Linked DNA regions of Mus musculus: region 2 is linked to region 1. A link is a contact called in ENCODE Hi-C or POLR2A ChIA-PET data. All regions are on one chromosome and are shown on one strand. Each heading gives the region's core, a stretch centred on a gene start or an enhancer-like site at or near the end of the contact. The rest is flanking DNA. Distances are from core to core; before and after follow the strand shown.

What was found. A loop is a pair of places that touch in the nucleus more often than their neighbours do. ChIA-PET counts read pairs that join two places held with the same protein, here RNA polymerase II (POLR2A).
Region 2: a map of heart shows a loop between it and region 1 (2.8-fold over the local background). The contact joins the promoter of Rpl36 here to the promoter of Sh3gl1 in region 1. A Hi-C loop is called at or near these places in 1 of 37 maps with a recorded cell type or tissue (heart). POLR2A ChIA-PET finds 5 or more read pairs at or near these places in 1 of 5 experiments (embryonic stem cell).

Annotation. Positions count from the first base shown.
Region 1 is chr17:56,033,803-56,038,969 of GRCm38, reverse strand. Sh3gl1 (SH3-domain GRB2-like 1) reads left to right here and starts at 2,333. Exons shown (of 10, transcript NM_013664.3): 1 at 2,333-2,555. The coding sequence starts at 2,511.
Region 2 is chr17:56,611,331-56,616,497 of GRCm38, reverse strand. Rpl36 (ribosomal protein L36) reads right to left here and starts at 3,103. Exons shown (of 4, transcript NM_018730.3): 1 at 3,050-3,103; 2 at 2,818-2,912; 3 at 2,457-2,591; 4 at 2,252-2,374. The coding sequence starts at 2,910. The coding sequence ends at 2,285. It overlaps Lonp1 (lon peptidase 1, mitochondrial), which reads left to right. Exons shown (of 18, transcript NM_028782.2): 11 at 52-139; 12 at 246-368; 13 at 456-572; 14 at 854-994; 15 at 1,083-1,248; 16 at 1,407-1,624; 17 at 1,698-1,862; 18 at 1,935-2,201. The coding sequence ends at 2,114.

The DNA.
Region 1 (5,167 bases), core at 1,084-3,583:
GTGGAGCCAATCCTGCTGTCAAGGACCTGTCAGCCCTGTATTTGGGAGGTGAAGGCAGAAAGATTAGGAGTTAAAGGCCACGGTGAGCTAAGTACCAAGTTTGAAGCCAGCCTCCACCATCTCAAAACATATAAAATAAAGAGCACCCTTGAGGGAGTCTTGTGAGTTGCTGGTGGGCGGTGGGCGTGCCAGGAAACCCTGGCTGGCATCCAGTTCTGTTTCGGAAAGGAGACATGGTGTCCCAGGCCTGTTATTGCAGCACTAAGAGAGGAGAGGCCGGTTTATGTTACCCTGTCTCAAAAAAACAAAAGAAACAGAAACTACTCATACTCCAAACTTTTTATAAAGACTCCTGGATTCAGGAGCAGTAAAGATGGCACATACATATTTTTTGATCTACTGCAGTACAACCCTTTGAGTCATTTGGAACCTTCCAGTAATCTCTGGGTTCATGAAACCACCCCAACTTTTCACCAATTTCAACCCTAGCCATTTTCCTGTGTCTGCTTTAGGATTTATTTACTCATTACCTCCATTCATTATTAATCTCCAGGTCATGCTTGCCTGGTCTGTAACTGGTTATGTAGTCCAGACTGGCCGCAAACTCGGAGACCCATCTGCTCTGCTTCTCAGGGGCTTGGGTTAAAGGTGTGTGCATTGCCACACCTGGCATATTCTATATAGTTTTTGAAATTTGTAACAGTTGATAGAAGGGTTAAGGTACATATGTCAACCTGGGGAGACTTCATTGAAGAGATATTGTCTTAGTTAGGGTTTTACTAATGTGAACAGACATCATGACCAAGGCAACTCTTATAAGAACAACGTTTAGGGGGCTGGAGAGATGGCTCAGCGGGTAAGAGCACTGATTGCTCTTCCAAAGGTCATGAGTTCAAATCCCAGCAACCACATGGTAGCTCACAACCATCCTTAATAAGATCTGATGCCCTCTTCTGGTGTGTCTGAAGACAGCTACAGTGTACTTAGATATAATAATAAAATAAATCTAAAAAAAAAAAAACAATGTTTAATTGGGACTGGCTTACAGGTTCAGAGATTCAGTTCATTATCATCCAGGCGGGAACATAGCAATATCCAGGCAGACATGGTGAAGGTGGAGCTGAGAGTTCTACATCTTCATCTGAGGGCTGCTAGCAGAATACTGGCTTCCAGGCAGCTAGGATGAGGGTCTTAAAGCTCACACCCACAGTGACACACCTACTCCAGCAGGGGCACAACTTCTAATAGTGCCACTCCCTGGTCTGAGCATATACAAGCCATCACAGATATCATTCAATTAGAGTCCTCTTTCTGTCTTAATGATGAGAGGAAGCTCACTGCAGGGCTAATGCGCAAAAAAGCAATGATGTCCTATAGCTGGTACATGACAGGAATGAACCAATGGAACTCGAAATAGGAGATAGCTACAGTCTGAGCGAACTATTTTGAAAATATGTTTCTAGTGGGGCTCATTGGTGCACACCTGTGATTTAGCACTTGGGACGTGGAGGAGCTTGGACAGGAGTTCAAGGTCATCCTTGGTTATACAGTAAGTTTGAGGCTTAGCCTGGGTTATGCAATATCTGCTCTGAAATAAAGTTATGAAGAAGGAAATAAAGGACTCTCTTTTCTAGTTGTATCCTCAGCGATTTATTAGAAGGGAGACACTGAAGGAAGGACCCCAGAGAGAAGGCTGGTGGCGTGTTAGCATTTGGGCCTCTGCCGGGATTAAAGGCGTACATGCATCACCACTGGCATACCTCATATTAATTTTTAAGTTATGGGTATATATGTGACCCGGTGTACTTGAGAGCAGTTGAAGGAGGCCAGGAAAGGGCTGTGACCCGGAGCTGGAGTTACAGACAGCTAGCTATGAGCAAGCAGCCTGATGTGGATGCGAGGAACTGAACTCCCGATGTCAGCCAGGGCAGCAAGCACTTTTACCTGGAGAACCAACCGTTCCTCTAGCCCCTAAGATATTCCATTTTACCTCGCTTTGTCTTTATTACACTCTCGCTGGCAAATTCCGCTCCGCTTTCTCCACGCACAAATAAAATATTAATTAATTAAAACTGACTTTTGGCTTTATATCTACTCCTGGACTCTAGAGGGAGCTGCATCATGCGTACACGCGCACGTACACAGATTTCTGGCCTCTCTAGGCGCCCCCTCATCTCGTTGGTGTGGGAGGGTTTCCGCCGTTCCTCCCCCGGCAATGCTCTTTCTGTCCTCCAGGGGGCGCGCACGCGCAGAGAGGCGGAGCGCGCGCAGATGCCGTTGTAGGGTGGGGTGAGGCGATATGGGGGCGTCACCGGAAGTGTGCGGTTGCCATGTAATATCCCGGCCGCGCGTGCGCGCTAGCCGGCCGAGGTGGCTTCGGGGCGGGGGCGCAGAGCTGGCAAGCTGATTTGGCGGTGGCGGCGCCGACCTGCGCGCGGAGGAAAGAAGTCGGTTCGGCGGCGCCGGCGGAAACCGGAGTTCGAGCGGGAGGCCTGACGGCGGCAGGCGGCATGTCGGTGGCGGGGCTGAAGAAGCAGTTCTACAAGGCGAGCCAGGTGAGGCGAGGCCAGGCGATCTGGTCTCGGGCCTGCCTTTGGGGACCGCAGACGAGCCGAGCTGGCTTCCCTTGGGCTAGCGGGGAAGGGGAGACCGGGTCCCCGTGCTTTGAAGAGGGACACCGGGTGTGCGCGTCTAGGCGGCTTTCAGAAAGCTCTGGAGGGCCGGCGAAAGGGCTTCATTGAGAGGGGCTTGCCGCCAGGCTTTACAACGTAAGTTCGATTCCTGGGATCGCAGCATGGAAGGCAAGCCCCCCCCCCCCCAAAGTCTCCAGGCTATGCTTCCGAGACTCTCACCACATAGCCTCAGGCCACAGAAAATGTTTGTCTAGGTTGATATCCAAAAAAACCAAGTCCACACAGGGCTTAAAAAATAATCAGTGTCCCATTCTTCTTTTCCCTCTCCGGTGTCTGTAAGACGGATTGAAAAAAAAAAAACCTAAAAAACCAAAAACAAACATTCTCGCTCACTGGGTGTTATACATCATTAATCCCTGCACACTTGAGGCAGTCAGGTAAGCAGATCTCTGAGTTTGAGGCCAGCCAGGGTTACGTAACATAAGGAGACCCTGTCTCAAAAATGAAAGAAAAATCTCTTGGTAGACACTGTGGCAAGTTGAAAAGAGACAGTGAAAAGTAATTTTCCAGGCTTCTGCAGTTTACAAAATGTGTCAGGTTTGTGTCCCTATTTCTAAAACATATGTATGCTTCTTTGAAAGATACGTTTTTGTTGGCTGTACCATACTATAGATTCCTATAGGTACTTGGTGGTTTGGGTTTAGTGTTTAATCGATCCGATCATGACTCTGAACTGAAATTCTCCTTTCTGGTTGTGTTGACATTCAGGAGTTCTGTAGGGTGGGCATCCTGGCCTCCGTTGTATAAACATTGAGAACCCTACCCCAGGCAGGCAGGCGCTCCTTTCAGACATCCTATAGTGTAATGTCCCTCTGGAACTTTTGGGGGGTTTTTTGAGGCCAAGTTTTGCTCGTAGTCCAGGCTGGCCCAGAATTTTCCATCTTCCTGCCTCTCAGGCGCTGGGATGACAGGATACCTTTGTGTGTTGAAGGTTTTATATTTGCCTTGAACTCCTGGGCTCAAGTGAGCCTGTTCCCTCAGCTCTGTCAGGTTTCTGCTTGAGAAAACCCTTGTTGTCTCATCTCTGTCTCAGTCAGGCCAGAGTGGCCTCATAGTCATTATCCTCCCGCCTCTGCCTCCCGGTGCTGAGTTACAGATGTTTGTCACCAAACCTCAGTGGCCAGAAGTTCGTGACTGAGTTTTCTCCTGTCTGTTTTGAGTTTCTTTTCTTCTGCCTTTTCCTCCAGGTTGCTAGATCGATTGTGCTCGCGAGTGCGCTCTCTCTTTCTCTCTCGTTTGATGGATGTTTGCTGGGGTTGGAGCCCAGGACCTCAACCACACTGGCAACAGCTCTACCCTGAGCCATGACCTCAGCTTGACATGCATTTTACATGGGACACTGCTGGAAAGCCTGGCAGGCCTGTAACCCCAGGCCCTCTGGCCGCTGAGGCAGGAGGATCAAAAGCCAAGTGAGTTCCAAGTGAAGCCTGTGGAGCCAGCTTGGCTGCTATGTCTGATACCCTAGAGGTCACCAGGGTTGATGCTAGTGTGGCTGGAGGAGGCTGTCTTCTGCCTGTGCATCCAATCCAGTGCTTGTCTCACTCAGCTCAGAGGCCAGACCCCACCAGTGTTGGAGCAGCTGGCTCCCCTTCTCGAACTCCTGAATAGCTTTCGGAATGCAGAGGATAGGATAGGACCCGGGCTCTGGGCTTCAAAGTAAGAACTTTCATATCTCAAAATGACAACAGATCTGGGTGTGTAGCTAGTTGGTAGAGTACTTGCCTACCACACAGGAAGCCCTGGTTTTGTTACAAGTTGAGGGCCAGCCTGGTATACAGTGTTAGTTCCAAGGGTATGTAGTGAAACCCCATTCAAACAAGTAGTTCAGAGCCTGCAACCCATAGTCATGCAAGCCCTGGATCTTTGCAGGGAGGTCTGTGAACACGTAGTTTGTTGCCCGGTTTCTGTTCCAAGAAGCCCCAGATGTGCTAATCCTGTGGCTGTGCAGTACAGCCCGAGAATCCTGGGTGTGGAGCTGGCTCGAGTAGATTCCACAGAGAGATGAGCAACAGTGTAAGGAATTGCTTGGGCCATGCCTGTGAGAAAGGTTCTCCCCACAGTCTGGAGAGGCCCAGCCAGAGGGAGCAGCCAGCTGGTGCTGTCACCCAAGGGCTGAAAAGAAGGAAGGGCCTAGCAGTTGCCTAAGGATAAAGACATCTGAGCTCTATCTGTGGACCTCATAGGGAGGCTAGCAATGGAGTTGATGTGGTAGGACCTATGCAGTAGGCAAGAGACCTCCAGTGCCTGAACTCCTTAGGCTGTGATGCCAGCCTGGGTTCTGTGGCTGTCCTTCTGTTTGAATGCCTGTGGCCCCACATCCCTCAGATGGAGTTCCCGGAGGTCCCTCCCCTGCTGATTCCCAGCAGGTCCTGTCAGGGACTCATAGGCAGCCACTAGACTCTTTCCCACTTGGAGGGCCACCCATCCCACCTGCCTACAAACCTGCAAAGCTCAGCTCAGGTGAGAATCAATTT
Region 2 (5,167 bases), core at 1,854-4,353, 580 kb before region 1:
CCATGTGGTGGTATCAGCACACTGACCCATACTGAGTGTTGCCTCCCACAGGCGTACCTACGTGGGGGCCATGCCTGGGAAGATCATCCAGTGTCTGAAGAAGACCAAGACAGAGAACCCGCTAGTGCTCATTGATGAGGTGGGGTAGGCTCTGGGGACAGGAGGGACAGTTCACTGCACAGCTTATCCTGTAGTGTTGGAGCCAGGTATAGTTTGTCCTATGGCGCCTGCCTTTCCCAATTCAGGTGGACAAGATTGGCCGAGGCTACCAAGGGGACCCGTCATCAGCACTGCTGGAGTTGCTGGACCCTGAGCAGAATGCCAACTTCCTGGACCACTACCTGGATGTGCCAGTGGATCTGTCCAAGGTGAGTGTGACTCATGTGGCTAGGTGCTAGTGCTATGGGAGAGGGGACACCCAGCTTCCAGCATCCTGTGCCCCCCTTGTCACCCAGGTGCTATTCATCTGCACGGCCAATGTCATTGACACCATCCCAGAACCACTGAGGGACCGCATGGAGATGATCAATGTGTCTGGCTATGTAGCACAGGAGAAGCTGGCCATCGCAGAGGTATGTGGGGTTCTGTGGGGTGGAGGGGCACCAGATCAGACTTGGCTCTCACAATAGTCTTGAGTGCCTGGCAGGTGATGGGCAAAGATCTCAGGTGAGCACAGCCTAGGGTGACACTTTGGGGCCTATCGTCTTCAGGACAGGGCTGTGATTCTCTACTCTGTGCTTCTGAGAAGGGAGGGCTGGGTTGGTGCAGTGGGTGAGGAGATTAGGACCCTAGGGCACCAGGAACAACATGGTGGGTGAGGACAACAGGCATTGCTGACAGCTGCTCCCCACAGCGGTACCTGGTGCCACAGGCCCGCACCCTGTGTGGCCTAGATGAGAGCAAGGCCCAGCTGTCAGCAGCAGTGCTCACACTGCTCATCAAGCAATACTGCAGGGAGAGTGGTGTGCGCAACCTACAGAAGCAGGTGGAGAAGGTAAGCCCGCCCACGGGCCCACCCACTACACAGGGCATGCCTCTGCCTAGCAAATGCCCACCTACACCCACCCACCCACCCACTTCAGGTGCTGCGCAAGGCTGCATACAAGATCGTAAGTGGGGAGGCCCAGACAGTACAGGTGACACCTGAGAACCTACAAGACTTTGTTGGGAAGCCTGTGTTCACAGTGGAGCGCATGTACGAAGTCACACCTCCTGGCGTGGTCATGGGTTTGGCCTGGACTGCCATGGGTGAGCATAGCACCCACATCTTTCTGCCTGGCCAGCTGGCTGCTACAAATGTAAATAAAGACGGGGCCTGGATAGATAATGCAGGCTACCAGTGCTATGGAGTCTTCAAGTGCAGAATTGGAGTGTAAGGAACAAATTTAGCCTTTTCCACCTTCCAGGGGGCTCTACATTGTTTGTGGAGACATCTTTGAGGCGGCCCCAGCCTAGTGGCAGCAAGGAGGACAAGGATGGCAGCCTAGAGGTGACAGGTCAGCTGGGAGATGTGATGAAAGAGAGTGCCCGCATAGCCTACACCTATGCTCGTGCCTTCCTGATGGAGCAGGACCCTGAAAATGACTTCCTAGTCACCTCACACATCCACCTGCATGTGCCTGAGGTAGGCCCATCATTCACCCCCCCCCCCCATAGCACCCATCAGCGCAGCAACTCACCACTGCCTCTCCCCACAGGGTGCTACCCCCAAGGATGGTCCCAGCGCAGGCTGTACTATTGTCACTGCACTGCTGTCCCTGGCTCTGGGCCAGCCAGTGTTGCAGAACCTGGCTATGACTGGGGAGGTCTCCCTCACTGGCAAGGTGTTGCCTGTGGGTGGCATCAAGGAGAAGACCATTGCGGTGAGTGTCTGCCGCCTGTACCCCTGACCACCTCAGGGTGGAAGAGCACCCAGCTGACACATCTTTCCACAGGCTAAGCGTGCAGGTGTGACCTGCATCATTCTGCCTGCTGAGAACAGAAAGGACTACTCGGATTTAGCTCCTTTTATCACAGAGGGCCTTGAAGTTCACTTCGTGGAACACTATCGGGACATATTCCCCATTGCCTTCCCCCGGCGAGAGCACAGGGAGGCACTGGCCGTGGAGAGATGACACAGGGGCCTGGGACTAAATAAATCATGGTGTGGCGGAGCCACGAGCACAGCTGTAGAATCATGAATAAAGAAAACCTTTCCAAAAGCCCTAAGCCTGAGTCTCAGTGTCGCCGTGAGCTCACACATACACAAAACTGTAGGAACCATCTTTTATTGGGGGAGGGTTCATCAATCCTTCTTGGCCGCCGCCTTCCTCATGGCTGCCAGCACGTTGCTCAGCTCCTCCCGCTTTCTCTTGGCGCGGATGTGCGTGCCCACCTGCGAGGAGTAGTCGCATGTCACCCAGGGCCACTGCAGCCAGCCACACCCCCACCCGTGCTCGGTGCAGCACGCTGCCTACCCTCTTCTTGATGAACTTGAGTGCGCGCTTGTCCTTGGACACTTTGAGCAACTCCATGGCTCGCCGCTCGTAGGGTGCGAAGCCGCACACCTCCCGGATCATGTCCCGCACGAACTTGGTGTGTTTGGTGAGGCGCTGCGAGCACAGCCCCGAGGTCACGAACCCCAAAATGGGCCTTACAGGGGGCCGAACGCAACAGCCCACCGACCGACTCCCAGTCTCAGACGCCCAATCAACGACCGGGCCCACGAACCACTCAGACCTTCCCATTCCAACGACACAGAATCTACGCAGGTGTCGATATTCACTTCTTCACCCCCGTCCCCATCTCTGACGAGGCGGTCGCGTCCCCAGCACTCACCCCGCGTCGCCGGCTGTGTCTCGGCTTACTGACGTTTTTCGTCACCTTGTGGCCCTTGTTGAGGCCCACGGCCATGGGGTAGCGCAGAGCCATGGCTGTGGGCAGCGGGGACAAGACAGCGGCTGAGACACGGTACCTCGGCCCGCGCCCGCCCGCATGCCGGCCCGCAGGGACTCCCCATGGGGCCGGGATGCCCGATGGGGGCAGATGAGCCCCGACGAGGCCCACTTACCTGATGCTCTCCGATGGCGGCCGGGACAGGAAGAACGGCACCGCGCAGAATCCTGGGATATATGCCACTTGCAGGCCTTTCCGGCTAGAGAGACAGGCGCGCTGCGGGCGACCTCTGGTGGCCGGAGGTTCTACGGCACCCGTGAGACCTCGGCTTGGGAATCATCCCTTAGGTTAGGAGTTGGAATGCTGCCTCACACTGTTGTTAGCTGTTGAAGTAATTTAATCTCTGACAATAAAAGTGCTTTTGAGGGGAATGGGCTCTGTAGAGATGTCTCAGAGGTTAAGAGCCCTGTCTGCTCTTCCAGAGGTCCTGATTTCAATTCTCAGTTAACCACATGGTGGCTAATAACCATCTATAATGAGATCTGGTGCCCTCATTTTGCCTGATGGTACACATGCAGGGAGACCGCTGTATACATAATAACTAATTAAATAAACAAATCTTTTTAAAAATGACTTTAAAGAGTGCTTTTAAAATTTTTTGTTTGTGTCGGGCGTGGTGGCGCACACCTTTAATCCAGCACTTGGGAGGCAGAGGCAGGCGAATTTCTGAGTTCGAGGCCAGCCTGGTCTACAGAGTGAGTTCCAGGACAGCCAGGGCTACACAGAGAAACCCTGTCTCGAAAGAGAGAGAGCATGTGCCACTACAAACTTGCAGAGGTCAGAAGTCAGTTTACAGAACTCCGTTTGCCTTCGTCATGGAGGGTTCCGGATCCAACAGATCAATAGATCTGTCACAACAGTCACAACAAATCTGTCCGGATCAATAGACTGATCCTTATGAACTGTTTCGTTGAAGGAGTTTCGCGTCCCCTGGAGGCCTTGGGGTAGAGAGGGCTGCAAATTATCTAGAATCACAGGCTGTGCCCCCTCACTCCTCTCCTTCCTCACTTTTTTTCTGTGAGCTATGGTCTCGTGCAGCCCAGGCTGTCCTGATAATGACAGGCGTGTAACACCCAAGTGCTCCAGCAGCTGAGCTGTACTTGAGCCTCCTCCTCTCCTGCCTCAGCTTCCCACACTCCACGCTCTGTCAGCCTGAGGAATTCCAACAGTAGAGAACATAAGAGAATCCAACTCTCATTACGAAGCAGGGCATGGATGTACCAGGATGCAGTACTCTGGAGGGAGCAGAGGGCAAAACTCGTCAGCAGCACAAGTACTTGGATAAGAGTGGGAGGGGCCAACCCAGATAGGCGGGGCCTGTGGGTAGCATCACCCTGGGATGGAGCTAAGGCCCTCGTGGGGATCCTCAGCCTGCGTGCCAAGAGGGTCCACTCTGGTACCCTAGGGTGGCTGTGCTGATGATCAGGCCTGAGAAGAGTCCAAAGAAGGTAGGAATAGGTCCTAGAACACAGGAGGGAGAGGAAACTTGAGCAGGAGCCGGGGCGAGGCAAAGCTGGGCAGGGGCGGAGCTTAAGACAGAAAGAGGGAATGGAGGAGAGGGGGCGGAGCCAATCTGGGCAGGGGCGGGGTCTTTTACGCAAGAGGGAGGGGAAATGAGCAGGACCTGCTGTCCAAACCAAGGTGGGGGTGGGGTGGGGTGGTAGAACACAGCAGGGGCTGGACTTGAATGCAGGAGGGAGGCTAAACTTGAGTGGGAGCTGAGGGCAGAGACCAAGAAGGGCAAGGGCGGGGCCTAGTATCCAAGAGGCAAGCCTCTGGCCCATGGGGAGTAGGTATTTCTTGATGCCCAGGGCGCCATCCTCCAATGTCCCCCTATATTTGCAGGTACACAGAGTATTTTGCTGTATCTCTATCACTGCAGTTTCTGTTAACAAGCACACACTGAAAGGTATATTCCTGTTGACATTTAGCCAGGGAAGAAACAGCCTCAGGTCTGGAACAAGTTATAAGGAAGTTGGATGAAGAAAGTGCTCTCAAGTTCTCCCATTCTTCCCTCCCACTCACACTCACTTCCTACCCCCATCCCAGCCCTGCACCCACACACAGGGAGGCTCGCCTTCCGTGTGTGAGCCTTAGTGGGACATAATGAAGATGTCCTGCTGCCAACATCCTTCCTTCTTCCTCAGACCACTCACTCTGGTCATTCTGGGAGTGGGGGGAAAACAAAGCCCTGGGCCCCTTAAAGGGTCCTCCAGGAGCCAGTCCAAACTGC